2 separate regions of the Homo sapiens genome follow, and region 2 is linked to region 1. Evidence: chromatin loops called from intact Hi-C (ENCODE). Cell type or tissue: heart left ventricle. All regions are shown on one strand. Links, peaks and the distances in the headings refer to the core of each region. The heading gives the core; the rest is flanking DNA.

Region 1 (15,833 bases), core at 4,776-7,275:
CCACTGTATTCTACTGCAGGTAGGTAAGTTGCTCAGCTCCCTGGACCAGTTACAATGAGTAAAACTGTTCACACTTGGTTTGGGGTGGAAAATGCTGACAAACACTACTAGAAACTGATCCTGGCCTCTAGTCTTAAAGGCTCCTTCTATTACAGTCTCTTCACTCTGATACAGCCTTTTCTGATCTGTTGGCCTCAGAGGTCCCTGAGGCAGTAGAAAAGCTCCAGGCATGGAAACCCACACAATACCCTGCACACCAAGCGCAGGCCCTGGAGAGCCAGGAGCACATCCTCAGTCTCAATCCTTCTAGCTGTCTCCAAGGTTACCTCCATGTCATTGCTCTCTCACTATTGATTGTGTCCCAGACCTGAAGCCTGAAGTGGAGCCAACTAATGTCTGTGTGCTCCCTCATGCTTTGACAGAGGAGCAGACCACTAGCTCAAATGTTCTCAGACTCCTCCATGCCTTTCCTGATGTTTCTACATTCACCCCATTTGAGACACAGTCCTAAGAAGGGGAAAAGCAAGGACCTTAAGGAAAAAACAGGGACTCTTATTCCATGAGACCAAAAGGGGAGGGCATCTACTTGCTCTAATCCAAATCATTCTTTCTAGATAAACCAGTACCTTGAGACTCTGGAAGAAATTCTAGAAATTTTTCTTTTACTACATATCTGAGCTTTAAAGAAATTTAGAAAATCCTTCCTTCTCCTGACAAAGTCAAGCTTTCCTCATTGCCAGCATTATTAGAAACATCCTACAGTAATTAAAAGCTGAACACTGGTTCTTCTTTGCATTCTTGTTATAAAAGTCCTAATCCCACCACTATTCCCATAATTTCTCCTTCTCCCATCCCCTGCTACACAAAAATTCTTTGGCCTGACCAGGTATAAAGTCATATGCATAGAAATTTAGGAGAGCAGAGTAAAAAAATTTCAAATGTTTTTACCTTCTGTTAAATACTTCTACTAATTGCAGAGAATGAATAAATAAATGAACAAGATAGAAGATAGACTTGCATAGAAAAGATTGGGACAGAAAAGAAGCTCAGAGAATACTCAGGAATGCTTACTCAAAGCATAAACAAATGAACCACCTTCCATTATCTGTCCTTGGAAAATAAAAATAAAATGCCACATTTTATTAAATCTAGGACACAACTAATTTTTCTACCACTACAAAAAAAATGCTTCCAATTAAACTGTGATACATCCTTAATTGAAAGATGCATTCTAGTTTCAGAGATGCTAAAATGTGGAGAAAAAAAATATGTCTTCGAAATAATTTAATATGGTAGTAAAGATGACTGAATCCAGAAAACAAAAATTAACTGATTATTTTAAATTATACTGGAGATATACCCCCCAAAAAAGCCACACAGATAAAAAAATTACTGTAAGAGCTTATTGGGATAATGAAATAATATATTTTTAGCATTTCTTTTTTTGCCATTCCAACTTTTATTTTAGGTTCGGGGGGTACATGTGCAGGTTTGTTTTATGGGTAAACTGCATGTCATAGGAGTTTGGGGTACAGATTACTTCATCACCCAGAAAATGAGCATAGTACTCCATAGGTAGTTTTCAATCCTCACCCTCCTCCCACCCTCCACCCTCAACTAGGTCTCAGTGTCTCTTGTTCCCTTTTTTGTGTCCATGTGTACTCAATGTTTAGCTTCCACTTATGAGAACATGTGGTATTTGGTTTTCTGCTCCCATATTAATTTGCTTAGGTTAATGGCCTCCAGCTCCATCTATCTTCCAGCAGAGGACATGATCTCTCATTCTTTTTTATGGCTGCATAGTATTCTGTGGTATATATGAACCACATTTCCTTTATCTAGTCCATCACTGACGGTCATCTAAGTTGAGTCCATGTCTTTGCTACTGCGAATAGTGCTGCAATGAACATAAGCATGTATGTGTCTATATGGTAGAACAATTTCTATTCCTTTGGGCATATACCCAGTAATGGGATTGCTGGATTGAATGGTAGTTCTGTTTTAAGTTCTTTGAGAAATAGCCAAACTGCTTTCCACTGTGGCTGAACTAATTTACCTCCCACCAGCAGTTGTATAAGCATTCCCTTTTCTCTGCAACCTGACCAGCATGTTATTTTTTTACTTTTATTTAAGAATAGTCATTCTGACTGGTATGAGCGGTATCTCACTGTGGTTTTAATTTAAACTTCTCTAATGATTAGTGATGTGGAGCATTTTTATATGCTTATTGGCCATTCATCCATTCATCTCTCTTCTTTTGATGAGTGTTCATGTCCTTTGCCTACTTTTAATGGGTTGTTTTTTTGCTTGTTGATTTGTTTAAGTTACTTATAGATTCTGGATATTTGACCTTTGTCAGATGCATAGTTTGCAAATATTTTCTCCTATTCTGTTGGTTGTCTGTTTATTCTGTTTAGAGTTTCTTTTGCTGTGCAGAAGCTCTTTTGTTTAATTAGGTCCCTCTTGTCAATTTGTGGTTTTGGTGCAATTGCTTTTAGAATCTTCATCATAAAACCTTTGCCAGGTCTGATGTCCAGAAGGGTATTTCCTGGGTTTCTTCTAGGATTCTTATAGTTTTAGGTTTTATATTTAAATCCTTAATCCATCTTGAGTTGATTTTGCTATATGGTGAAAGAAAGGGGTCCAGTTTCAATGTTCCACATTTAACTACCCAGTTATCCCAGCACCATTTATTTTCAGCATTTCTAACAACCACAAGTTACTATAGAAAAATACCACAAAGATGTGAAGTTTTGAAGTAAATGTTTAAGTGCTCCCAAAATGTCACAATATTTAAGTGGCATAGGTAAGAAACAAAAAAGCATATGCAACTAGAATTATGGAAATAGCACTAATATCTGAAGAGGCCACTGAGCAGTGAAAATGGGTGGCAATAGGAAAGCACAGGCCTCTGTTGCAGCAGAATGACTGGTTCCAGGGGTCTGAGCACACAGAGCTACTTCTGAAAGATATTTTCTGAGAGGCCTTCCACAAGCTAGAAAAAGTTTGATTAGGTTGACCAGTTTGCTTTTGCCTAAAGAACAGCAATACAAGTCCTGCCAGTGATATTCTTCCCAACAATCTGCAAACCAATGACATGCACAGTGATAGGAAAAAATTAACTTATATTAAAAGAATATAAATGAAATATTAAAATAATAATTTTAAAATGACATCATTGTAGACTCTGTTAAAATAAATTGAGCTATCAGAAAGCAATAGCATCTAAGAATGATCAATATGAACTGTATATAACTCAGTTCCCTGTTTATTTCTACTAGGAGCTATACAAGTTTATAACATTGAACTGACTATGAATAGTCAACAATGTAATTGGAATATTTTACATCTTTCAGTGCACAAAAGGGCTATCAAATCAAGAACATTTTAATGAAATTGGGAATAATTTAGAGATGCTTATTTAATACTCTCATTTTATATTGAGGCAATTAAGGAAAAAAACCCATATAACTTTGGTCTTGACTTAATGATAAAGCTTGAAACCAGGCATCATGACATGAGTCATTTGAAAACTTGCAGCTCTGTGCCAACTCTCATACCCAGCTCCCCAAGCTACTGAAAATTGCCATGAACATTGATAATACTATAAAAAGGAAGTCTGGTTTATATAAATGCAAGTCAATACAAATGAGAAAAGGACCATTTATTGTGATGGATGTGTTCACTGAATGCAAAAGCAAATTATTGAAGATAGAGTGAAAGGGAAAAATCTATAAATATCCAGGCTCCCTGCAGTAGTGACATTAACCACATGGAAATTAAAGAAAACCTAAAGGAAAACACTGAGTTCACATGTGGAGAAAATATTAAAAGCATCTCACTGCAGGCAACAAGATTAAGGCAATGCATTTGCAGAGCCACTTCTAACATTCATTAAATGTTATGAAATGGAACAGTATGGACCCAGAGGCATGGAATATCAGGCTGTTGATGGAAAAATAGAAACTGGCAATAAAAGGATCACTCTTTTACATAAAGTGCAAGGAAGGTTCATCAACACCAACAATTATTGCAACCATTGTAAACTCATCAGTACAGACTAATGCAGGAATGCCCTGTGAAAATGTGGAAAGAGAAACCATGGTGTAGCAGCAACCTACTAAGAATCCAAAAATTGCAAAGAGCATTGAGATCTGGATCAACTGACCTGGAATATGTAAAGGAAGCCATCTCGGAGATGTTATTTGACAGGTGCCAAAAAACTCCTTACTTAAAAATAAGTCCGCTGCCTGCCTGGCCACAGTTCATGAAATCCCCTTATTACTCAGTCCTTTACAGAGAGCCATGTCAGACTTTATATTGAAGTATTAGCATTACCTGGACCACATGGAATGGTAAGTCATTTCTAGTTGTCACCAGATCCTATTTCATGCTATTTCCTCTGAGAAAATGCCTCTGCCCTGCCTTCCTCACTAGTGGACACATTCTTCAGGGTTCAGCTTGAATATTAGCTCCTCAGTAACACCTTGCATATCCCTCCACTGCCCTGGAAAAATTATCTCTCCTCTGTGTACCCTGCACACTACAGGGGTCTGATTTCATCATCTAGAGTTACACGTAGACATATTGCTTTCCTCATTGGGCTGAGGCTCCTTCAGAGTTAAAGCCGTCTTTCTCCCTTCATCATTGCCCAGCCTAGCATCTGCAGTATTAAGGCTCTACAATAAACTGAATGAATGAAAGGGCTCTAAGTACTTGCTTAGCTAACTAGTCTTCATGAAGAAACATAATGCAGCCTGGTATAAGCTCTGTGGAGGGCAAATGTCAACATCATAGTGGGGAGCCTGAAAAGAGAGGTGGGGTCTGGGCTGTTTCAGCTCCTGAAATGTGTCGCCTACAAAGCTCATGCTCAGGAAACACCTGAGCACAACTAAGGATGTAGTGGATAAAGAGAAAGGGACCCAAAAAATAAAGAAGGGGCATAGATGGAGGATAAAGGGAACCAAATATAAGCCCTCTCTTTCAGAGATTTGCTTAGATCAAGCCCACACACTCCTGTCAGCGACAAGACTTAGTGTGGCGAAGTGGGAAGAACTCCAGATCATCGGACAGAAGACCAGAGTTGAAGTTTTGCATTTGTAACTGGGCACCTCTCTCCCAGTTTTCTTACCTGCATCTGTCTGCCCACCTCTACATAAAGCATAAGTTTGGCCAACATAGAGCATTCAACACTTTGTTTCTATCAGATACCTTATTGTAAGGTCTGCACACTCCATTTCTCCACTGACCCCTCCATTCTCAGCAACTTCTAATATCTTCCTGTCCTGGAAAACACTGGAGTTTGTTCCTTCCATATCCAATCCCTTCACTTTACTGAGAAAAAGACAAATCTCAGAGAGGTTGTGACTTGCTCAAGGTCACTTGCCCAACTGGCAGTGCCACAAGTTAAAATCCAAATATTCTGATTTCTAACTAATATTGGTGCTACAAATTCTAATAGGAAGGACCGTTGGGTAATAATTTAGTTCGAAAGAAGGAACTAGGAGTCTTGCTTTTAGACTGTATTTGCATAGCAAACACAGTTTACTTAATTATGTTTATTTAAGGTGTGGGAAATTAAAGCCTCCTCAAGCTATCTGGTGGCAGAACCACTGCTGCTAACACACTGCTCTTTCCATCACACCATCTACCTGCAGTAAAGTCATTTATCATCTCAGTAACCTCAAAGATGTTTCCTGGGCTATGCTGGTTTGACTGCTTATTGTATTTTGGCATCAACAACTCCAAAGGCATTACTTGTAAACATATGCTTTATCTCCGATTGCCATCTCCGCATTTATTATAAAATTCTCGGTTTATAGACCAAAACATTAGTCTGAGGAATAAAACAAGATTTATCTGAGGGAAAGAGAACAAGCACAGTTGTCCCCATATTGCAGAGAAGACAGCTAAGGTGAGGGGCTGATGCGTGAAATTATCCTACCTCTGTGTTTCTCTTCTCAAACTGAAATTTGCAAGAAATATTTTCAGTTTCAAATCCAATAATCTGACATTTATCCCAAATTATCTGTTGCTACGTTTAGATAATTGTTCATTTCTACCATTGGTAAGTTCCTTTTAGGGAGTATTTAGCAAGCAGTTAAGCTTTCTGGGGTTTTGAGGAAAACATATGGTAATAAAGGACCCAAAATATTACCCACAGTAATTTTTGTTACAATAAAGATGACCAATCTTTAAGTTTCTTTCTTCCACAATTAATGGCTTACTACCTATATCAAATATACTGGACTTAAACATAAAATCCCTAGTTTTTCCTTTATGATACAATAACTATCAACACAAGACTGACCTCTACTGGGAACATCTGTCCTTGTTAGATGGATTGTGACTTGTGAAAATAGTCAAATATGCTAAATCAGACACCTGTTGTGCCTTAATAGATCATCAAATTAAATTCTCTGTGAAAAGGTAAGAGTGATGAACTTTCTGAAATCAAAACCTTCATCATCTTTAAGCAGTAATTGTGTATAATTATATTTGGCATTTTGATAAGTAGAAAGTAGAAAAAAATTCAGAAATGATGTCACTGCATGTTTTAAATGTTAATTATTGCCTTAGACAATTATTAACTTAGAACACTGATGCATTATTATCCAATCAGATTGTACCATCTTGTATATTCTATTTAGAAAAGTCTTAAATTTTTTTTTCTAAGTATCAAAACGCTTTCAAAAGATGGAAATTTTTAGGACAAATTTGCATATGGACAAAAACCCAAATTTAATTTTTAAAATTATGCAGAATCAGTAGGCAAGAAGGCTGATTTCATTTGTTATATTTCCTCTGTGCTTCTTATCATGGTCTAATAACGCATGTGAATCAGCTACATGATTCTAATCTTCAAAACATCACTCCCATCATTTGACTGAATTTTTAATAACTTCTGAGTCCAAAACACACCTGATTAAAAAATATACAAACATAGATATGGATATTAGTAATTGGAGGTAAACTAGAATCACAGGTTCTCATAAAATTATAGATTGCATTTTATCCTGCATAACTATTTTTAGCAACAAACAGTTCTGCTATCTTGGTAAATTATCACTGAAATGTCTGTTGTCAGGACCCTTCAAAGGTCTTGAGTTCTTAGTGGGAAGAGTGAGCAAAAGGCCTCTACATTCGCATGTTGTATTAGTCTACACTAATCAAAACTGAAGTACTTCAATTTTAAATATTGATGTGGTTGGCTGTGTCCCCACCCAAATCTCATCTTGAGTTGTAGTTCCCATAATTCCCACGTGTCGTGAGAGGAGCCCAGTGGGAGGTAATCAAATCATGGGGGCAGTTATCCCCATGCTGTTCTCATGATAGTGGGTTCTCACAAGATCTGATGGTTATATAAGGGGCTTTTCCCCCTTTGCTCGGCGCTTCTTCTCCTGTCGCCTTGTGAAAAAGGATGTGTTTGCTTCACCTTCCACCATGATTGTAAGTTTCCTAAGGCCTCCCCAGCCATGCAGAACTGTGAGTCAGTTAAACCTCTTCTCTTTATGAATCTCCCAGTCTCAGGTATTTCTTCATAGTACCATGAGAATGGACTAATACAAATATCAATTATATTTTACTTAGTTCTCATGAAAATAATTTTTAGTCCTCTAGTTTTTTTAAAAATTAAGTTTCATTTGCTTTATTAAACATAGAAAGAAATCCATTATAAACTACTCAAGAAGACTACCTTGTTATTATTTTGAAAGATACGCTGGCAGCAAGATGTAAAATTTGTGGGGGCTAGAAGAGGGAGAAAAGCTTTTGTTATATTCCCTAGAAAAGGCTCTAGATACTGTAAGTGTCCTCAGTTCTGACAGAAGAGCCCCAAAAGAGGTATTACAAAGTGAGTAGACCTAGCCACATACATAATTATTTTTTGTTTGGAAATAAGCACTGTTGGTGACATTTTATGGAAAATATAATTTATTCTACATCCTCAAATGAAGCAAACAATTCACTCAACAATTCTCCAAGGTGAAATTTGCAAAAACTGTAAACAGAATTTTAACTTAGATTCACTACTTAATTATGAAACTTACATTGCAACATAAATATGCACTAACAAACTGAAAGTGACTTTTTTTATTGGGTTAGCACCCTGTTGTCCCATTACTGTTCCCAGTTTATTTCTTCAAATTGAAAATTTAAACGTTAAGTTAACTAGACACTGAAAAAATTCATCAGAGGGTACTTAATATATCCTCCACTTATCCCAGGAAGTATATTTGTTCTACAAAATTAAATAAGAAATATATTTCCAAGTTGATACAAAGTAGCAAATTCTGTTCATTAACGTGGTCTTAGATCCCAACTTTCAAATCACTTGAGTACCCATGAGCAAATAATTTCTTTAAGACTCAATAATCATAGTTTATGTTTTACGGCAACTTGTTTGGAAGACCCAGTGATGTCAAGGTATTACACTCTGCAGGTTATATTGTCTTAAGCAAGAAAACGCACGATCGCAAATGCTGTAAAATTGGAATTTCCTATGTTTCATGCTGAAGTGAGTACTTCAAAATACTATGATGATGAATATAAATACAGTTGAATCTCTCCTAAATACTGATTTTTGATAGGTAATAAAACTCTTACTTTTCCCTAGGTCTTTGACATATATAGGGTTTTGTTCTTGAGGGTAAAAGTAATGATTTACCACAGCCACACCCATATAACTAGGGACCATTTTAACTGATTCCTCTTTTAATCATGATTTAAGATTTGTGTGACTTTCCAAACATAAGACATTTTTAGTTTCTTCTTCCTGTACACAAGCAGCTCACAAACATCAGCTTTTTAAAAGTTATATTTCCTATAACAATGTGCAGAAACTCTTCTATATGTGGGAATCAAAACCAAACTCTTGGATAACATAAGTGCTAAGTCGTGACCCATATGTCTATTAAATTTGCTAGACTCCCAGACACGACTTCCCTGAAGGCAGATGCAGGAACACAAAGACGTGTGAGAAATAAAAATGAGAAATGGCTGAATTCCATCACCCTGCTCATACAGAGTGTCTTCAACCTTGAAAATTTGCTGTAGTACTCTTTCAAAATTTTCTGTATGGAACATTCATTTGATAAATTTCTTACCAGAGTCTCTTAGGGCAATGATACTCCCTATGACATTTTTGACTTATCATACCTAAAAATAAAAGCAATTATACATAAAAATGAAAAATACTATAAAAATCATACCTAAAAATAAAACAAATACATGCTTATGTCTATAGAGCATCAAAGAAAGACTTTGTTTTCATCACTGTTGCAGTATCTTTTGTGGGAATTTGTGGAAAATTCGATGAAAAATCTTTAGCATATATTTGTAGAAAGAGACCAAAAGAAATTGGAAATGAATTTGGCAAAGCTGGTTAAGACAATGAAAATGCTGCAAATCAAAAAGAAATTTGAGATCTTAAATTTTTTAAAGTATAGGTTGAAAAATGACAAATGAGCTTATACATAAGTATCCAAAGTAAATGTGCTAAAAACCATAAAACATTGCTCACTGGAAACACATTAGTCAGGAGCCTGGGGTTTGCAGTTAGACAGTGCTTGTTTTGACTGCCATCTATTTTACTTGCAAGCTGAGTAATCTTAGGGATATTACACAACCTGACTGAGCCTCAGTTTCCTGAGCTGTAAAATGGACAGTAAAATGAATGTAAAATCCATAATAGTGGATATATGAATTGAACAGGAGACTAGAAGTGCTGAAATATAAGAACATTCTGAAGAAATTATCCAGAAAGCAGCATAGAAACACCAAAATACAGACATACATTGAGATTAAGAGACAGAGTGAGAGCTAACATATATTTAATTAAAGATTCAAAAGCAGAGGAGAGATTGTGACAAAGGCAATATTTAAACTGACAAAAGACCTCAAACTTCTGATTCAAGAAGCTCAAGAAATCCCAAGCAGGATAATTATTTAAAAAGTACACACCAAGATATAGCAACATCAATGAAAGACCACGAAAGACAGAGAGAAAAGCAGCCTGCCAAGAAAGGGGCACATTATTGATAAAGAAGTGATATCTAGAGTGGCAGCTGACTTTTAAACAGCAGTAATGGAAGCCAGCTAACAAAGGCATAACTGCAGTATATGGAAATAAAATAGCTATCAACCTAGAATTCTATACACAGTGTATTAGTCAGTTCAGGCTGCTATAACAAGTACCATACACTGGGTGGCTTATAAATAGAAATTTATTTCTCATAATCCTGGAGGCTGGAAGTCCAAGATCAAGGTGTGAGCATGGTCCATTTCTGGTGAGGGCTCTCTTCCATGTTGTAGACTACTGACTTCTTATTGTATCCCCACACGATAGAAAGAGGGCAAGAGAGCTCTGTGGGTTCTCTTTTATAAGGGCACTCATTCTATTCATGGTCTACTCTCTTGGCCTAATCACCTCCCAAAGGCCTCATCTCCTAATACCATCACTTTGGGGGTTAGGATTTCAACACATGAGTTTTCTGGGGAGACAAATATTTAGTCCATAACTTACAGTTAAACTATCTTTAAACAATGATGGCATTCTTTACACTAAATTGTACACTGAATGGCTAAAACACAAATTTTCTGCCATATATATTTTACCACAACTTAAAAAAAAAGTAACATACCCCAAATCACTGAATTATACATTGTAAGTGGGTGAATTGTATGGTTATGTGACTTATATCTCAATAAAGCTGTTAAAAAGAATAAGGGCAAAATTTAAAAAGTTTTCAGACAAAAACAAAGCAATCCCTTACTGCAGATAAATTCTAAAGAATTTACTTTAAGAAGAAAAAAAGTGGTAAAATGCATGGGTAAGTCTAGTAAACAAAGACTATATAAAATAACAACAATATATTATGAAGTTTAAAAAGCAATAAAGCATAATACATTATAATAATATCTAATTGGAAGGGTGTTCTTACTGCATTAAGGTCCCTAAATAGTCTGGGATGAGGGAAAAGATACTGACTAACTTTAAACTTTGATATGTTAGTATAAAAGACATAATTCCTAGGGAATCCAACAAGAAGACTGGAAACAGTGCATAAGTTTCAAAATTAGCAGGAGAAACCATGAAATTATTTCCAAAATCCAAACAAAGGCAAGAAAGTGAAGATAATGTTAGAAAGCATCAGTAAAGGTGCTTTTACCCAAAATTAGAGTAGATTTATACCCAAAATTAGAGTAATCGTATTAAATATAAACTGTCTAAATGCTACAATTAAAAATAAAGACTGTGAAGCTGGCTTCTTAAAACATAAACTACATGCTGTTTATAAGAGATACACCTAAAATATAATACAGAAAGACTACAGACAAACACATTACTAATGATAAAGAATGACATTTTATAATGATAAATAAAAAGGTCAGTCCACCAGATAAATATGAAAATTCAAAATGAATTTAATCAGAAATCTATAATAATTCTCTCAATAATAAATATAAATGCAGCCAAGGTGGGAAGATCACTTAGGACTAGGAGTTTGGGACCAGTCTGGGTAACAAGCACAGCAAGACAAAATCTCTAAAAAATTTGAATAAAATTAGCTGAGCATAATTAGTCCTAGCTACTTGGGAGGCTGAGACAGGAGCATCACTTGAGCCCAGGAGGCCAAGGCTGCTGTGAGCTATGACTGCACCACTGCACTCCAGCTTAGGCAACAGAGTGAAACCCTGTCTCTAAAAAGAAAAGGGGGAAAAAAACATACACACACACACACACACACACACACACACACACACACACACACACATATATATGCAGGCAAAATAAATCAGTAAAATTGTAGGAAATTTAAACAAGATTTTATAGAGAGAGAAAAAAACTGTAATCAATGCAAAATTCATATTCTTTTCATGTGTACAGAATATTAACAAAAATTGACCATATACTAGGCTATGCAACAAGTCTCAACAAATTTCAAAGACTTGAAATTATACAAACCATTTTTCTGACTTCGGTGTAATTACATTATTTATTTTTTAAAAGTTAACTAAGTTTCACCCAAGATTCAAGAAAGAAATAATTCCAACCATATATAGAAAAAGAGAGTAATTTTCAGCTTAATTTATAACCTTGATCAGAAAGTCAACAAAGATAGTAAGAGAAGGAAATTTTCAGGCCAATTTTACTCATGAACATAGATACAAGAACTATAAACTAAATATTAGCAACAGAATCTAGATATATATATTCAAATGATAATACATCATAATTAGATTTATGCCACTCCTAGAATGCAAAGTGGCTTAATATTAGTAATCAATTAATGTAATATAACCCCAATGATAGACTAAAAGATAGAACTTATAAAATCCTCAAATGTAGGAAAGGTAGTTGATTAAGATTCAACATCAACTTATGGTTAAAACGAGCAATAAAAATTTTTTGACAATAGAATAGAAATAGAAAATAACTTCTTTTAAAATTATAAAAGGGTATCTACAAATACTCTAATGCTAAAAACCTCCTCTTTGAAATTAGGAGCAAGATGATGCTGCTGCGATCCCCACTCTATTCCACATTAAACAGTAACTCCCCCTTATCTGCTAGGGATATGTCAGACCTCCATAGGTGCCTGAAACCATATAGTTTTGTTTTGTTTTGTTGATACAGGGTCTCACTCTGTCACCCAGGCTGGAGTGCAGTGGTGTGATCTGGGCTCACTGCAACCTCTGCCTCCCAGGTTCAAGTGATTCTCGTGCCTCAGCCTCCAGAGTAGCTGGGACTAGAAGCGCCCGCCACCACACCTGGCTAATTTTTAAATTTTTAGTAGTGACAGAATTTCACCAGGTTGGCCAGGCTGGTCTCAAACTCCTGGCTTCAAGCAGTCTGCCTGCCTTGGCCTCCCAAAGTGTTAGGATTACAGGCATGAGCCACCATGCCTGGCCCTGAAACCATATAGTATTGAACACTATATACACAGGCATATCTGGTTTCATTGCACTTCACAGATTATATTGTATATTGTATCCAGATCACTGCATATTTTACAAATTGAAGGTTTGTGGCAACCCTGCATTGAGAAAGTCTCTTGGTGCCATTTTTCCAACAGTAATGTGCTCACTTCATGTCTTTGAGTCACATTTTGGTAATTCTCACAATACTCAAAGGTTTTTCATTATTATTACATCTGTTACGGTGATCTGTGATCAGTGAACTTGATGTTACTATTGTAATTGTTTGTTGGTGTCACAATCCATGCCCATATAAGGCTGAGAACTTAATCGATAAATGTTGTGTGTTCTGACTGCTCTACCCACCAGCCATTCCCCCATCACTCTCCCTCTCCTTGGGCTTCACTATTCCCAGAGACACAACAATATTGAAGTCAGGCCAATTAATAACCCTACAATGGCCTCTGTTCAGGTGAAACAGAGTTGCACGCCTCTCACTTTAAATCGAAAGCTATAAATGATTGAGCTTAATGAGAAAGGTATGTTGAAAGCCAAGATAGAAGGAAAGTTTAGGTCTCTTGTGCCAAACAGTTAGTCAAGTTGTGAGTGGAAAGGAATAGTTCTTGAAGGAAATTAAAAGCACCACTCCAGTAAACACACACGATACAAAAGCTAAGCAGCCTTATTGCTGAAATGGAGAACATTTGAGTGGTCAGGACAGAAGATAAAACCAGCGACAATATTCCCTTAAGCCAAAGCCTACTATAGAGCAAGGCCCTAACTCCTCAATTCTATAAAGACTGAGAGAGGTGAGGAAACTGCAGAAGAAAAGTTGAAAGCAAGCAAAGCCTGGTTCATGAGGTTTAAGGAAAGAAGCCATCTCCATTAACTGAAAAGTGCAAGGTGAAGCAACAAAGGCTGGAGAAGCTGCAGCAAGTTATCCAGAAAATCTAGCTAAGATCAATGATGAAGGTGGTTGCACTAAACAATAGCTTTTCACTGTAGATAAAACAGCGTTCTATTGGCAGAAGATGTCATCTAGGACTTTCATAGCTATAAAGAAGCCAATGCCTGGCTTCAAAACTTCAAAGGACAAGCTGACTCTCCTGTTAGCAGCTGGTGACCTGAAGCTGAAGCTAATGCTCATCTATCATTCAAAAAATCCTTGGGCCCTTAAAAAATACACTATATCTACTCTGCCTGTGCTCTGCAAAGCCTGGATAACAGTACATCTGTTTACAGCATAGTTTACTCAATATTTTAAGCCCACTATTGAGATCTGCTGCTCAAAAAAAAAAAAAAAAAAAAAAAGATTCCTTTCAAAATATTACTGCTCATTAACAATGTACCTGGTCTACCAGGCATGGATCCATGAAACAAAGGGATAAGTCATTTTCAGAGTGGACAAAGCAGGACAGTCCAAGATTTCATCATGCTATAAGAACAGCACACAATTTAAAACTTGTTTATTTCTGGAAATTTCCATTTAATATTTTCTGACTGTGGTTGAGCGTGGCTTACTGAAACTGTACAAAGTGAAACAGCAGATAAATGGGAACCAGGGAACTGCTGTACTGAAGATCTCCAGTGTCCTGAGACAAAAAAGAAGGAAAGGATGGAGGGAGCCAGGGAAAGGAAGGAAGGAAAGGAAGGAAAGGAAAGAAAAGAAGGAAAGGAAGGGAGGGAAGGGAGGGAAGGGAGGAAAGGAAGGGAAGGGAAGGGAGAGAAGGGAGGGAAGGGACGGAAGGGAAGGGAGGGAAGGGTATGGAGATTGGAAAGTATATTGTATCTAGGTCACTTTATAACAAGTTATTCTTCAACTAAGTGGGTTAAAACAATAAACATTTATTATATCACAGTTTCTGTGAATAAGGAATCCAGGCACAGCTTTGCTAAGTCCTCTGGCTTAGAGTTTCTCAAAAGTCTCCAATCAAGGTGTCAGCTAGGGTAGAGTCACCTCAAGGTTTGACCAAGGGAAGATCCACTTCCAAGATCACTCGTAAAGCTGTTGGCAGGCTTCATGTCCACGCTGGCTGTTGGCCAGAGACATCAGTTCCTTGCCTGGTGGGCCTCTGAAAGGGCAGCTCACAACATGACAGCTGGCTTTCCTCAGAGCAAGCCAGGGAGAGAATAAGAAGGAAGACAAGCAAGATGGAAGCCAGAGTTTTGGAATCTAATCTGAGAAGTGATACCCCATCACTGATGATATATTCTATTATTTAGAAATGTGTCATTTTAGCTCCACCCACACTCAAGGACAGGAAATTACACAAGGCATTAAATACCAGGAGGCAAGGATCACTGAGGACAATATAGATGCTGTCTACCATGGAACGGAAAAGCAAAAGCTGTTTTTTTCCTAATACGTAGACAATGCCAAAGAATCATACTAAATGTTTAGAATTAACAAGTCTAGCAAGGTTCACTGTAAACAAAACTCAGGAAAAATCAGTTTTATACCATACAGAAGCAACAAACACTATAAGGAAATTTACAACACCAGCATTTACAAAAGAATTAAACGTCAACATTGATCAGCTGAGTAACTGTTGAAACAGGAAATGGGTACTACAGTCTTTGAAAATTTTGATACTTTTTTTAAAGTATCAAATACTTGGGAACAAATCTAACAAAAGATTTGTAAATCTTCACAGAAAAAAGCAACTTTTTTTCTCATTTATTTCAAATAAAATGGAAAGGTAAACCATGGTCATGGACTAGAAGACCTAATATTGTAGACAGCAATTCTCTGCAAATTGATTTATACATATAATACAATCAAAATTAAAAAAAAAAACTCAACAGGGTGAGTGTGTGTCTCTGCATGTGTGTGTGTGTGTATGCAGGCTTGACAATCTGATACCAAAATTTGTACAAAGACGAAAAAGTCAAAAAAATGGAAAAAAATGTTCAGC
Region 2 (15,833 bases), core at 6,569-9,068, 180 kb before region 1:
TGCAAATTTTTAGGATCCCACATTTACTACTAGCACTCACAGTATTTTTAAATGTGCATTTCCCTTACAAATTAAAACTGCAATGAGCTATCACCTCATATCTGTTAAAACAGCTATCATCAAAAGACAAAAGTTAGCAAGTGTTAGCAAGAATATGGAAAAAAGGGAACATCTGCACACTGTTCATGGGAATGTAAATTAGTGCAGCCATTATGGGAAGCAATATGGAGGTTTCTCAAAAAATTAAAAATAGAACTACCATATGATCCAGGAATCCCATGACTAGGTAGATTTCTAAAGGAAATGAAATCATTTTGAAGAGATAGCTACACTCCCATGTTCATTGCAGCATTATTCACAATAGCCAAGATATGGAATCAACCTAAGTTTCCATCAATGGATGAATGGTAAATAAAATATGGTATATATACACAATGGAATCCTGTTCAGCCTTAAAAGAAGGAAATCATGTCATGTGCAACAACATTACTGAATCTGGAGGACATCATATTAAGTGAAATAAGCCAAGCACAGAAAAACAAACACTATACCACATGGTTTCACTCATATGTGAAAATTTTAAAAGTCAAACCTACAAAAGCAGAGAGTAGAATGGTGTTTACTGGGGGCTAGGGACAGAGAGTTGTAAGTGGGAGAGATATTGGTCAAAGGATAGGAAACTTCAGTTAGCTAGGAGAAATAAGTTCAAGGGATCTATTACACAAGGTGTTGACTATAGTTAAGAACAGTGTATTATGTACTTGAAAATCATGAGTAGATCTATAATCTCATCCTTTGTGCTATTCTGCCTGAGCTCTCATGTTGGAAAACCATCAGATAAAATAATTCCTTATAGTATAATTTAATCACATTATAGGCAATAACTTACCCTAATCAATTTGTTCATAGAGTTTAGACCTTGAAATTCTTGCACTGTAGCAAAACTAGGTGAGCACTCTTACAGTTATTCACAGCACAGGCTCTACTGGAATGGACAAGATTTCTCAGGATTACCCCAGAAGATATAATTAGGATAGACCATGAATCCAAGAGGTTTTGCTTTGGGAGGAGAAAATGCCATTCTTTTTTGTTTTTTAATCTTCTATGGTTGAATGCAATAAAAAAAATTGCCCAAGAGAATTAGCTCTTAGTGCCCAGCTGGGAAGACCTCCTATTTTTGAACTGATTTGCAAATGATAGTGGTACCTCACCATTATTGAAGAAGGCCATAGCTGTATTAGCTTCTTCCATCCACCACTCACACAACACATTGGCCAAATCAAGTCAGGGAAAGTGGTCAGAGCTATAATGATGGTGGTAAAAGTGGCTGTCACTTTTACGGATCTGTTACTAGTTGGACAGACCAACAGGCTTCTACCTTGGCCTGGTCAGTTCATTTCCAGATTAGGGTTGACATTGATGGACACTGCCTGAGTGGCTGGTGTTTCACCATCAACATCAGGAGTAGCCCAGCTGAGAGGACTAATCCTTGTCTGAGTTCTCAAGAGAGTTACTGTACCATAGAGTTAGCTATCGAAGGGAACCTGGGACATCCCTCAGTCCACCACACTTACTCCCCAGTGCTAGATCTTCCTCTACAACACCCATTGCATTGTCAACTGACCTCTGCTTGACATTTCCTCCAAAAGCAACCCATTTTTACTTTAAGAGAACCAACTTCTCCTCTATTCTCCTATAACAGGAATTAGAATGAGAATAGCTATTTACTAAATACTTAATATGGGATTTACATATATGAATTTATTCAATTCCCATACCAACTCTGTGAGATAAAGATTACCACTGCCCTTTTTCAAATGAGAAACAGACTCAGAGGGTGAAGAAATGTGCCCCAAGTCACACAGCTGAACAAGGACTTGCACCCAGGTCTGTCCAACCCCAACACCCTGTTTGTAATCACTAAACTCTACTTCCTCATGTTAAGCACCCACCTATCTTTGAATTGCAATGAGGCATACATCCCAAAATTAACATTTTAGGTCCCTGGAGATCTATAATTTGATTATTTATAGAGGAGGAAAAGCCAAGTTTAAGCAACATCTAAGCCCCACTTAAATAATTGCTTTTTATTTCCTTTCATCTGATCCATTCTAGGCCTATTTTATAGTTGCACTCTCAGAAGGTGTGTTCACTTCTCCAATCCAATTTCTTGGGGTGGGGGTGTGACAGAGGCTATATTACCTCTTAGTATTGCTTATAGAAACTTCAAGAAAGCTATAAAGAAAAGGAACTGAAGGATATCTCTTTATATTTTCTTCTCCTACTTGAAATACAGACTATTAATAAGGGGCTTAAAAGAATAAAGATGTCAGCAAGAAGGAAAATTAAAGGTTCAAAAGAATGCCTTTAGATAAAATGAGTTGATTATGTATTGTCAGACTGTGGCCTTCTGGTATCTGAAACCCTTCCTATATTTGATGAATTTCCTGCCATGTGAATCTTAGTGGGAAACAAAGCCCCTTCCATTACAGCAGTCAAGATAGCCAGATTCTTTCTTTTTCAGACTCTCTGGCAGTCATGGCACAGATCATGGTCATAGACAATGATATACATCCATCCTGGGGCTTCAAATCCGGGGCCAGTGGCTCAGAGAACAGAGAAACTTCATCCTGGCAACTGTGGTGGCAGCAGCCAGTTGCCAGGCCAGTAGGTCCAGCAGCACCAAGCAACCGTATCCAAGGCCAACACCAGCAGTGGCCGTGCCGGCCCCATGCCCAGTGTTCAGCAGGAGCAGCAGTGATGGCTCCCCAAGCTGGCTCTCTGGTGTGACTTTTAATTTGGCTCTGGCTTCCCTTTTTCCCCACCCATATTCTAAGTCTGGTTCCTACAACTTTACAGTGAGTCCACCAGATAACCTGGTATCTCTCAAGAAGTTACTTTTATGCCTAAGCCAGCCAAAGTCTGTTTCAATTGCTTGCCTTGAAGATCTCAAGTGGATATATGATATAAAAGGACACATTTGTGCTCAACCAGAGTAACAGCAAGGGCATCAGGCCATATCAGGACCCCTCACTAAATTCACATCAGCATCTGAGGCTTATCCTACCTTTGGATCTGGAAAAACACAAGTATGGCCAGATTCTCTCCTATTTATTTCATGACTGCATCACAAAGTGACCACTGCCTCAGAACCATACTCACTACACAAGAATGTGGAATGGTAAAACAGAAGTGGATGGGACTGGGGTTCGAAAGTTTTCATTAGTTTTCTGCTATATTGAAATATAAATTCTCGCCTGTAATCCCAGCACTTTGGGAGGCTGAGGCGGACGGATCATGAGGTCAGGAGATCGAGACCATCCTGGCTAACATGGTGAAACCCTGTCTCTACTAAAAATACAAAAAATTAGCCAGGCGTGGTGGCAGGCGCCTGTAGTCCCAGCTACTCGGGAGGCTGAGGCAGGAGAATGGCGTGAACCCGGAAGGCAGAGCTTGCAGTGAGCCAAGATCTCACCACTGCACTCCAGCCTGGGTAACAGAGCAAGACTCCATCTCAAAAAAAAAAAAAAAAAAAAAAAGAAATATAAATTCTTATCAATCCCCAAGTATATGTAATGACATATAAATTTCTTGTCCTAACATCCTACTATAAAATCCATTAATTTATAGAATTAAAACTGAGGGGCTGGGTGCGATGGCTCACGCCTGTTATCCTAGCACTTTGGGAGGCCGAGTTGGGTGGATCACTTGAGGTCAGGAGTTCAAGACCAGGCTGACCAACATGGTGAAACTCCATCTCTAACAAAAATACAAAAATTAGCCGGGCGTGGTGGCAGGCACCTGTAATCCTAGCTACTTGGGAGGCTGAGACAGGAGAATTGTTTGAACCTGGGAGGCACAGGTTGCAGTGAGCCGAGATCATGTGGTATTGGGGGATACAGAGGTGAAGTTTGCTTCGTGCACAAATTTCTTCATTTAATTCTGCATCAGAGAATAATCAAAACACAAGCACTTGGGATAAAGGCCATCTAAGCTATTTTAAAACAGAGCCAGTTTTTGCAAACAGGGGTACTGTTTACAAAACCGTGGTACTGGGGTAGTTTTGTAAACTTGGTACTGCTATGGAGTCCACAGGGCTTTATTACACAAAAGCCACATTTTAAATACGGGGAAGATGTTTAGCAAACTATCTTATGTGGTAAAACTGTCCAGAAAAGTCAGGACATGATAAGCCCAAATTTCAAGGAGTGGTTCCAACAAGGAGACTGCACAAAAAGCCGGCTTCATGCTCCATACAGTACAGTGGGCATACTCAAGACTTATTTTATGGTTAGGCTTTTGATGACATGATATAAAGTCTTGAATATATAACACACTTCACAATGAAAAATCTAGAAAAAGGGCAAATGATGATAAAAAGAAAAGTCCACCTTTCACGAACATCTTTCTTCAGTCTACTCAATTGCTGAAGCTGCAAAGAGTAAATGACACACATCTCTGGAGTGTGCACACCCTCCTGCCCTTATGTTAAAAAAGAGGATGGAGCCTCCCTCTCACGGCAAGCCCACGGGGCAGGGGGAGGCTTTGAACTGATAATGATGTACAGGTGAAAGTGATCACACGTCAGTGATCCGCACCAATGTTGATCAGCACTCTGTGGCATCTCCCTCCAGGCCGCATCTCAGGAGTCTACGTGTTAAACGTGAGCACTGGCTAATTCTTCATCTTAATAGGCACTTCCCAGGAAACTCCAACCCTGCTGAGACCCCTCCAGTTTGCCCAGTCCTGATTAATGTGCTACTTATTACAGAACATTGAAATGGTTCCCAGAACATGTTTGCAGCATCTGCGTCAATCAACAGATATGTCTAGCCCAATAAACTGAAACACTCTGTCTTCTTCCCTGCTGCATCTTAATAAGAAACCCAGAGAGTTTCAGGCTTCTTGTTAACCTTTTAAAGCACTATGAAATGAATCTCAATAAAATCTAAATGTGAATACCCAAAAATGGGAAAGAAAACACAGATTATAACTCCAATCAACCAAGAGTAAAGAGAAAAAGATCCAACATAAAACTTAAATTGGAACCCTGACAGCTGGAAAATACGACTGATGACTTCAAACGCTCTCTCTCAGAGTAGATGGGGCCACTGGTGGTGATTGTTTCTTTGTTCCAGCAATGCCTGAAATAGCAATAATGTGAGAACAATAATTCCACCCTAAATGCCCATGGGTAGAGAACATTGAACTATAACAGCAAGTGATATCTGCAGAACATCCTGGAGGTTGTGCGACATACATGGGAAGACATGCGAATTTTGGCATCCAAAAATCTTCTCAAATCTCACCTCTACTTCTTTCCTCTCTGAGTTGCAGTTCCCCATTTGTGTTGTGAAGGCAGTAATGTCTACTACATGGAACAGCTGTGAGTTTACATGAGACAATGTGTGTGAAATGCCCACTATGGTGCCTGGCATGTGGGAGGTGTTCAGTAATTGGCTCTACCCTTGTTCCGTGGGACACCTACAGCCACGAAGAGCTGCTTCATTCCTGCTTTCTATGGGCTAGGCCAGTTGCTCCAGGCCAGTAGCTTCTGGCAGTCCGTGGTTGCACCACCGAGTGGACAGTCACGCTTCAGAATGTCCTGGAGCAGTTTTCCACAATACACACAAGCCTTGCTGCATAAGGGCACCCAGTTTTGAAGATCACGTTTGGAGCAGTCAACTGGCTTCATTCCAGGTGATCTTATGTTGATGCTTAATATCCAGGAAGACTCCTAAGGGATGTTTATAAACCAGGTTGGTATCTAACAAAGCTGTGAAACAGTCCTAAAACTGTCATTGTTGATCCCCTGTTCCTTCATGGTATGTCCCTTATGCTCTTATTATCAGGCACCCTGTAACCACATTGGACAGAAGCTCCCTGTCCTTGCAGGGCTATAATCCCCACATTGCCACCTTCCAAAGCCATCCAACCCAGGCATTGCCCCATGCCTCAACATGAAAACTCACTTGCCTGGTAACCCACTTATAAAACCAGAAACCAAACCATTTACAGAAGATCTAGTCTAATCCTCCATTTAATTAATAGGAAATCTGAGGTCAAGGCCCAGGAAAGGCCAGATGCTAGCACAGCCAGGTCTGGAGGCCAGAATATCCAGCTCCCAGATCAGAGGTGTTTCCACTCCACAGTGCTGTCTTAGGAGGCTCGGCAGGTGGACCAAAACCATGGCACACAATAGCTTAGTGTGTTCCTTCTCTAAAGTAATATTTGCTTTTAACAGGGACATATAACTGAATAGAATGAAGAATACTTAAATTTCAAAATAGCAGCCAGAGCCAGTGGGATGATGTTTGAGGTTGAATAAGAGACTTTTGGCCTCCCCAAATCATTGTACTTAGGCAACCACCTACACTCTCAGGAAATGTTCTGCAGATGAAGAATGTTTTGTAGATGTGACTTCCACCCTTCCATCCACCTATCTATTCAACAAATACTTGCTGAGTGTCCAATATATACAAGGTACAATTCAGTAGGGACAGAAAAGATGACCTCTTCCCCTGTATTCATGTTCTGTGTGCCAGGTCTTGCACCAAGCACTTCCTTTGCCTTGTCTGACTTAATCATCACAACAATCACATGAAGCAGGTATCATGTCCCCCATTTTACAGACAGGGAAACTAGAGCTAATAGAAGTTAAGTAAATGCCCAAAGTCTTGAAGTTTAGTAAGTAACACAGCTGAAATTTAAGCCCAGTCTGCTGTACTCCACAACCTCTGCTTTCCCTCCTTCCTGATGCTGTCTCTCCAGCAGGTAGGTGCACAGCTGACCTTTGTCAAGAAAGTATTGTGAAACCCACATTAGAAAATGCACGTGAAGCAGGCAGCACAATGCTTGGCATATAGTAAATGCCTTCTCTTTTTAAGGTTGGACAGGACAAACTGTTTCATAAAACTTTTGTTTAGTTTGGAACTCAATGACTCTTTGGTTTGCAATATTGCAACAAATGCCAATATTTTATATAAATGACAAGCATTTTAGTGTAAACTGGCCACTTTGTTAAAACTGAGCGATTCTCCTCAGAAAGGAAGATCTAGGAAAAAGGAAGTTCTAGAAAAAAGATCTAGAGAGATTTTCTGATCCTACAGCCTAACCAAGTTATTTTGTGTACCCAGCACCCCGAGTCAGCCAATTCTTTTTTTTTTTTTTTTTTTGTCTCTCTCTCTATTCATTTATCTGGAGACAGAGCCACATTCATTCCTCATTTAACTAGTACACAATTAGTGGGTGGTATTTAATGAAACTATGTTGACTGCTTGGATAAAAAAAATCATCAGAATGGAATGTTGAGCAACTATTATTTTGGTTGGAACAATGGGCTTTGTTAACCTGAATGTAATTGAAACTGGAAGTCTTCCCCAGGGATTGCATTACCTCTGCTCAAGTGACTACAAAAACTCTCTGATGTCAGGTCGCTGAATACAACTTCAGTGGCCTAAAGCTTCTAGAGCAGCACTCTCTACAAGAGTAGAATTTCTGTGATGATGAAAATGTTCTTTCTGTGTCTCCTCTGCCAAGTAGCTACTAGCCACATGTGGCTATTGAGCCCTGGAAATGAGATTGTGTGGCCCAGGAACAGGATATTTTATTTTCTTTTATTTTCATTAATGTGGAAAGCCACATGTACCCTGTGGTCAGCATAGTAGATAACATAGTTACAGAAGAATTGACAACAGGAAAGTTGTTTTATAGAGGAGGGAATAAGGGCTCCGTAACATGACATCATAATTTCTAGACAAACGCTTAACTTCCCTGAAGCAGATTCCGCCAAGAGGGATTGGGCCATGTTGGAAAGAGACCAGTTTGCCTGTAATATTCTTCCTTTCTCTAATCCTGGGCTCCCTTCAGGTAGAACCCAGATCACCATCAGGAACCAGAGAATGAGAAAAAGTAGAGAGATTGTGGAACCTCTAAGCCATCTTCTCACAGAGGAGGAAACTAGAGTTCAAAGATGCAGCCACCTGCCCTACCTCATATAATGAAAGAACAATAGAGCCTTCTGACATACAGACTACCCGCTTTCAACTAAATTTGGCTGACATCTGTCAGTTCTCTTCTCTAATTAACTGTGGGCAAATAAGTTTTCAGGTGTTGCAAGGGCCAGGAAAACAGTGAAAATGTCTAAAGAATGCCAAGAGTAAGGTGAAAGGGATCAGTATCCTATCAGGAGTGGGCATCCCATCAAAACTGGGCAGCTGCCCCTTGCAGCCAATTGCAGCCAGGCAATAATGTGTCATCTGACTGTCCAGTTTTCCCAAGAGGAGCAAGGAATGAGTTTGCAACCTGTAGCTTAACCTATTTCACCTCACTCTCATAACTCTCCTCCATTCTCAACTACCAAGAATACTTGCATTATAATAGAAGATCTGGCATTTTGGAAGTTTGTTCAAAACTCAGGGGACTGAATCTGTAACTGGCGCAATTTTTGGCTCTATGAAGGACAATGAGGTCACTGGCCCTGTCGAGGACTCTTCAAACCATTCCACATAGGTGGGCACCGCTATGCTATATCCAGCCCAAAGCTAGTCAGGAGTTTCACTCCCCCAACTAAGAAAATTTAACAAAAGACAGCAAATAGGTCATTGTGCAGAAACATTCAAATGCTTATGGTATTGCTTATTAATTATAACATAGTGGCCTACATCTATTTGAAAAGGAATATTTGCTGGGTATAAAGCAGATACTTCTACTGAGTATAAGCCAGATACTTTACCAAGGTTATTATAATATGTTAATCTCTAAAACACCATTTCTAGATAGTGATTATTATTCCCAATGTATAGATCATAGATTATTGAAGTTAAGTATCTTGCTCAAGAACACAAAGGAAAAACATAGAACGTGGACTCAAAAACAAGTTGGGCTTCAAAACCCAAGCACTTTCCACCATATCCTGCCCCTTCTTCCTGCCCCAATTACACCCACAGGGGTTCCTTATTCTATCCAACAGATGGGCTCTGGGTGGCTCTCTGTGCAATAGATCATCTTGCACTTTTTTTTTTCTTTCCTAAATCATAGTTTCAGACTTAACTAATTACAACATTTCCATTCTCATCATTGGAAAAAAAATAATAAAGATATTTCCTGCTAAATCAAAACAACAATAAGACAAAATTTCATATCTGCAGTGACATAGAATGGATAAGCATCTCCTATCCAAATTTACCCCATTCCTGATGCCTGTCAGCAGTGGATGAGAAGTATGTGCCCTACATATCTTCTTTTTAAAACTTGCCATGTCTAAATATTTAAAGTACAGGATTCTGAAATGCACAATTAATTTTTAAAACTAAAAGGAGGAACCAGAGACAATACATCTGCTATCCCAAACTCTTTCAACTGTTTTCTCTATCTAAAGTAAAAAACAACTCTCAGTGCACGATTTATAACCGCCATAACTCTCTTCTGTTTGAGATGCCACATCTACAATGATTAATGGGAAGAGTCCAGGGTTTCTAATACTGTCTACTCTGATGGCAAATTGATATATAGTCCTCAGCAAATTCCATTTGAGTCTATGATTTTCCTGTAAATGTGCCCCAGAGTTGCTGCCACATTCCTAAATTCCAGCTAAAATTTATGATCACACTTCCACCTTTGATTATTGTGTAGGAGTTTAATGTAAAACTCCCAAAATAGTAATATTACAATTGTGTTTCTTTATTTTATTCCAGGCTGCCTGGTACTCTCAGTTTTACATTAGCAAGCTTTTTGATGAAAATTTGCCTCATTTTCTATCAGCTGCATTAATAAAAATAAGTATTGCTGAGAAAATAGGACCACGTGGCACAATTAGCTAATACACATTCCTTCTATTTCTTGTAAATTATGTTGAAAAAAAAATGGCAGTAAAAATGAGTGTGGGGAGTTCCATGTGCTTCCCAATGGCTGGTTGAAAAAGTACTATAAATTCAACACAACTAGCCTTCCTTGCTGTAAGCACCAAGAGCAGTGTGTTCACCGAAATGTGACTGAAATTGGAAATAAGGTAGGGATGAGGAATGAAAAAGGCCAGGAGATGAGATGTGACGGAAAAAGCGGAGGCCAAGCAAGATGAGCTGGAGGTGGAAAGGAGAGAGTGTATGTTTGGAGAAGTTCTGATGAGGAGCTGCTTGGTGACAAGAGGGTCGTTGAGTACCTGAGAGTACCTTTACCTATTTTATTATGACCACCAAAGATTTCAAATGATTTTCTGCAGCTCTTAGCTCCCGAGCACACTGGAGCTGAGGAAGGAGACGTTTCTCTCAGAAGATCATCAAAACACTCTAGCTGCAAAAAAAGCAGGGCACATGTGCAGTAAATGTAACCTGGATCCGCGCAGTCACAAGCCTATCTCCCTTTCCAGAATACAAGACCCCTCTCTTCCCCTCTGCTTGCTTCTTTCATCCTTACATTTGTATTACATTTTTTCTTTTTCCTTTTTTTTTTTTTTTTTTTTTTTTTTTGAGACGGAGTCTCACTCTGTCACCCAGGCTGGAGTGCAGTGGCACGATCTCGGCTCACTGCAACCTTCGCCTCCCAGGTTCAAGCGATTCTCCTGCCTCGGCCTCTGAGTAGCTGGGACTGCAGGCGCACGGCACCACACCCAGCTAATTTTTGTATTTTTAGTAGAGATGGGGTTTCACCACATTGGCCAGGCTGGTCATAAACTCCTGACCTCAGGTGATCCATCCACCTCAGCCTCCCAAAGTGCTGAGATTACAGGCGTGAGCCACCACGCTTGGCCCCTTATATTACTTTTAATGGCAAAAACCGCAATTACTTTTGCACCAACCTAATATTAGTTTAAAACATGGCTGCAAAATTCTTAGACCCTCCTCCCATTTAGAAGGGCGGTCTATGTCATCTCCCTTGAACTCGGTGGGTTTTGTGACTATTGCAACCAAGAGAAGACAGTGGAAGTGAGGCCGTGTGATTTCCAAGGTTGGACATGAAAAGCAGTGTAGCTTCCGTCTTCTTTACTGGAACTCGTATGCTTGGAGTCCTGAGCTCCACACCCAGTGTCTGACAACATGCAACCACCAGGCTGTAAGGACACTAAGCCACACGGAGCCATCCTGATCACCAGACATGTGAGGGAAGGTGTCTTTATGTGACCCCATCCTGGCATCCGGTCTCCCCTGCCCTTCAAGTCTGCACAGCTGGAGCAGAGACAACCTATTCCCGCTGTGCCTTCACTGACTTCTTGACCTGTAGCTTCCTGCGTGAGCATAAAAAAAATGGTTGTTCTCAGCTGCTAAGTTCTAAGATAATTTGTTACACAGCAGCAGTCTCTGGAACTATTTCTTGTTTCATTCCCACCTCTGATCTTTCTCTGTGGAGGCTCCAATCCTGAAATAAGTAGTTTCCACTTGGGTGTGGCCCTAAAACTCTCTGTTCAAATGAAAATTTCCACATAAGCCATTGCCAACTGAGGCTCTGAGGCTCCTCAGCACACAACTTGACAATTACTCTTCTTCTAGAAAGTACATATGTGACCTTCCTTCTGTCAATCACATAATTTCTGAAGCACTGCTTTGCCTGGAAAGTCTTGCCAGTTTAATCATATGCAAATGGAGGGCCTGTAATTTTCCCTCACCCACTCCCCACTCCCTCCACCAATGATCACCAACATGTTTGTATTGAGCAGCTAAATATCAAAAAAAGTGTGAAAGAAATACGAGCATGATGTCTTCCTTCAAAGGACTTCTTATCATTTTTAAGAGGCAGTGCTAGCCCACTCTACCACCACCATCACTATAGAACAAAATAATAAAGGGAGAGAGATATTCTCGCCATTACTATGGTTCATAATAAATATAATATAGAAAATCCTTATTTCTGTGCTTATGCAAGGTACTTTTGCTCCATGCACATCCATGTCACCAATGTTAATAATCATAATGATTCTTTTTATCTGAAATAAGATAGCATTCAGTCACTTATCATGTATTCAATAACTATGTATTGAGCTCTTTTTTGTGCCAGGTCCTCTGCCAGCCCAGTGGGGAATAAAGCGGACACAGCCCCTGTCCTCTTGAGGCTTACATTCTAGTGGAGTAGAAAGACAAAAAAATGTGTAAACATAAAATAGTGACTTATGCAGAAAAGAAAAGAAAAAGGAGGATGTGGTATGGAGAGTAACTGGAAGTGGGGATGGCTACTTCGGTTAGGGTGGCCAGAAAAGATCCAGGAAAATCGAGGTGGCAGCTTTTAAGGCAGGGACTGAAAATGAGAAGTCAGTTAAGAAAAGATATGGGAAACAGGGCTTCAGGTGACAGAGTAGTAATTATTACATACCCCAAAGCAGGAAAAATCATTTCATGTTCCAGGAGCAGAAAGTCTTGTGTGGCCAGAGAGATGGGGAGGGGGCAGAGGGGGTGAGAATTGTGAGAGGCGGAGCAATTACGTGTCATGATGCCAAGTGCACAAGTGCTCTGAAGTTATGGTCTCTTCCCTAAAACCAGAAGCTATCCAAGGGTAAAAACAATCTATATAGCAATTATCCTGTGCTAATGGTTACTTTATCATCATCATCATCATCATCATTATAAAGCTTGTATTGATTATGCGCTTACTTTGGATTAATATTTTGGAAAACATCACTGTGCTCTTCCTTGCTTTTCAAATTTATAAAACATTCTTAAGACAGATAAAGGAAGAAGGAGTTAATATTCAGCATCTGGCATTCAAAACAGGCCATTTGCCAAGTCTTACTGACATATTGTCTTGAGGAAGAATGTTTAAATGTCTGTATTGCTTTTCACATATCCAAATGATTTGGCTCAAAGAGTTCTTCCATGGTGAAATGAAGATTTGGCCTAGAAGAGTGTAGAGGAAACTGTCATCTCTCTTTCTCATCCCAGGAGTGTGAGAAGGAAAAGCAGGGAAGAACAAAGCAGTCAGATGTGTGTGCCTTAAAGACTCTTGTGTGGATAGAGGAGAGCCCGAGGGATGAAGGATTTCTGCCCCATTCCTGTTCAGGGCTCTAGAAAGATATGCCCTCTCAGGCTGCCCCATACCAAGGACATTTGGAGGGAGTTAGGCAGAGGGAGGCCTCGATGTTTAGCTTTTCTGAGCAGCTCTTTGTTCCCTATGGCAACCTTTGAGGTAGGGCTGGGAGTCCAGGTGTTTAAGGGGGAAATTAGAAAGTGACTAGCTGAGAGCTAGAACACAAGCCTGGCAAATAATGTGATGGCACCCTAGCAAAGGCTGGGTGTGGAGAGTCCATCCAGAGGCATTGGTCTCTGTTCCTGAAGTGCGATCAGTGGACACCATGACTATGCCTATGGGTCCAGACTTTTCTCTCCCACCAAGAGGCTGCCTAAGCCCCTCCCCTCCCCTACATACCAGACATCATCTTGGAGAGAAACCTGGAAAATCCTGGAACACAGAGATCTGAAAGTCTGAGCACCTTTTCCTAGAGACAGAGCATTATCTAAAATCAATACATCAGACTAAGACAGCTTAGACATTTAATTTATTTTTCCTTCTAATCAGCAGTGGTTTGCTCAGGAGGAAGATCACATTAGTTAAAATCAAAACTAAGAAGCTACCTCTTCTCCGCCCATCTGGATGAGATGTCAGTGAACTTTGTGACTCACCACAAGTCTTGACAAATATCATCTCATTTAATCCTCAGCAACCACACAAAGCAGACACTATGACTGACTTCCATTTTACAATGAGGAGAGCTAGTCTAAGGTTAAGCAACTTTCCAAAGCTCTTACAGCTGTCAAGTAACAGAACTGTCAAAGATTTTCATGCTTGGCCACTGCAGGTATTGCCTCCATGTCCTTGATACAGGCTCTGTGATAATATGATGGCAATGAGCCTCAGACATTTATATTTATTTTAAAAACATAAGGCACTTGCCATGGGAGAGACACTGTTCTTACTGCTTCTAACAGGAATTCATTTAAACTTCTCAATAATCATATGAAGTAGGTACCATTACCCCATTTTACGTATGAGAATAGTGAACTAAAAAAGCTGCATACTTTTCCCCAGGTCAGTTTTGCAGCTAATACATGGAAGAACTGACATTTGAACATAGGCTGACTGGCCCTAGAGAATGGGAGATGAGATATTAACTGCTGCACTGGACAAAGAGGGAGTCAAGCAACTTGGTAAGTTCTAATTTTTTCAAGTCACACTCATTCTAGGTTGTAATAAAGCATGCACTGGTATAATTTTCATTGCTGATAAAAAGGATAACTTCCAGAAGGGTTCATTTTCCATTAACTGTAAAAATCTATGTGAAAATAGTTACAACTGGTAGCTATAACCAAAATAGGTTATGATGTTTAAAGGAAAAACGGACTAAAAGACTAGCTTAAGTATAAAGCAAACTTATGTAAGGGCTAGAACTATCCTGGCCTTTCACGTGTATTATTACCACCACTGTATGACATAACCAGAAGAAATTCAGACATGTCACAAAGGGAAGTATCACATAAGTGTTAGCTAATCTCATTATCATCATCATCATCATTGCAATTATTATATAAAACCAAGGCATCACAATATATGAAAGTAATCACCATGTAAAAAGAATTTTTCAATGCATACATTTATTTTATACTAAAAGCAACGAATTTCACATTTTAACATTATTTCCGAATATTTAAGTCCAATTCAAACCATTTAGCTCTAAAAAAGTAAAATGACAATTTAAAAGATCGGCTCTAAATCAGGGATTAAAAACCAGATCTAAATGAAGGAAAACGTGAGTGAAATTAACCCTAAAGTTAGAAATATATTTTTCTTATTGCTGCAATAACTAAGCTATGATCCAATGGTGTTCCCCAGATATTTTCCACCTTTCCTAGAAATCTCAATTTACATACTAGTTTGTTCCACTGCTACTGACCCAACCACCCGCAAAAAAGGTGGCTAGATAGGTGTTATATTGACCACAATCTTTATCTTCCCAAAGATTCCCCATGCCAAATTATATTCAAAAAGATTAATATTTTAAGTCACTAACTTAATAAAACAGTACAATTCTTAGAGTAACTATCTCTTTTTAGCTGAGGGTTTTTATCCCAGTGAAGGAGCTGTTGGCTTGTTTTTGTTTCTTTCACTTTTCTTGAGGTTTTCTCCATTCATGGCTGGGTTCATCTGTACATTCAGTCTCAGGACAATAGGACTACAATTATACGTGTCTTCAAAAGAACACTAGGAAAATGTTATCTCCACTATTCCATCTTGCAAGTAGATCAACTAAAACACAAAGAAATTAGGGGAAAAAACAGCCAAGGGAGACTGAGACCAATAATTTTGTTGCCGTTACCCAACACTGCATCGTTTTTATAGACATATTTACACATTCACTTGAAAGAGCAATCCAGAAGAGATAGAAAAACCAGTCAATATCTTTTTAGAGAGCCTTACTCCATCTGGAGGTATTTGGGCAGTCTCAAATAATTTAGTGTAGTATTCTACCACATTCCACCTTGTTTTTGTCTTTTTTCTGCATGTCTGGATCACTGATTTGTATTATTCCCAAGGAGACAGAACTTTTTCTCAAATCATCCTCGTTCTTCGATGCTTAGTTCAAACCCTGCATGTTTTGTGTATTCACATAGATACTTATAGCAAAAGGATTCCATCACCCAGAATTATGTTATTGGTTCTAGAAAAGTACAATACTCCTTATGTTTCCAATGATGACTATGAGGCACTCCAAGATCTTAAGTTATTTACTAAATCATTTTGTTAAGTTTTTCTGTTAATTTTATGTCAATTATTTTGGTTATTTAAAAATATGTAACCACTGTAAGGTAATAACAGCCAGCTGATTGTTTTTTATTTGCCAAAGCCTATAGCAT

Evidence for each region. Hi-C counts contacts between places; a loop is a spot of excess contacts. Peaks named below come from ENCODE experiments on the same cell type or tissue, not always from the same donor. Only the 100,000 strongest peaks of a DNase experiment are listed, where the experiment ranks them.
Region 2: it touches region 1 in a loop (2.4-fold over the local background); 2 of 110 quality-filtered maps call a loop at or near these places.

Annotation. Positions count from the first base shown.
Region 1 is chr5:60,580,194-60,596,026 of GRCh38, forward strand. No RefSeq gene overlaps it. Among named protein-coding and RNA genes, the nearest start is that of PART1, 100 kb to the left of the region's middle. In heart left ventricle, for the core only: a CTCF peak has its summit at 6,319 (motif pointing left); no DNase peak of the experiment used is centred there.
Region 2 is chr5:60,397,006-60,412,838 of GRCh38, forward strand. It overlaps a transcript of PDE4D not described here. Among named protein-coding and RNA genes, the nearest start is that of PART1, 83 kb to the right of the region's middle. In heart left ventricle, for the core only: no CTCF peak of the experiment used is centred there; no DNase peak of the experiment used is centred there.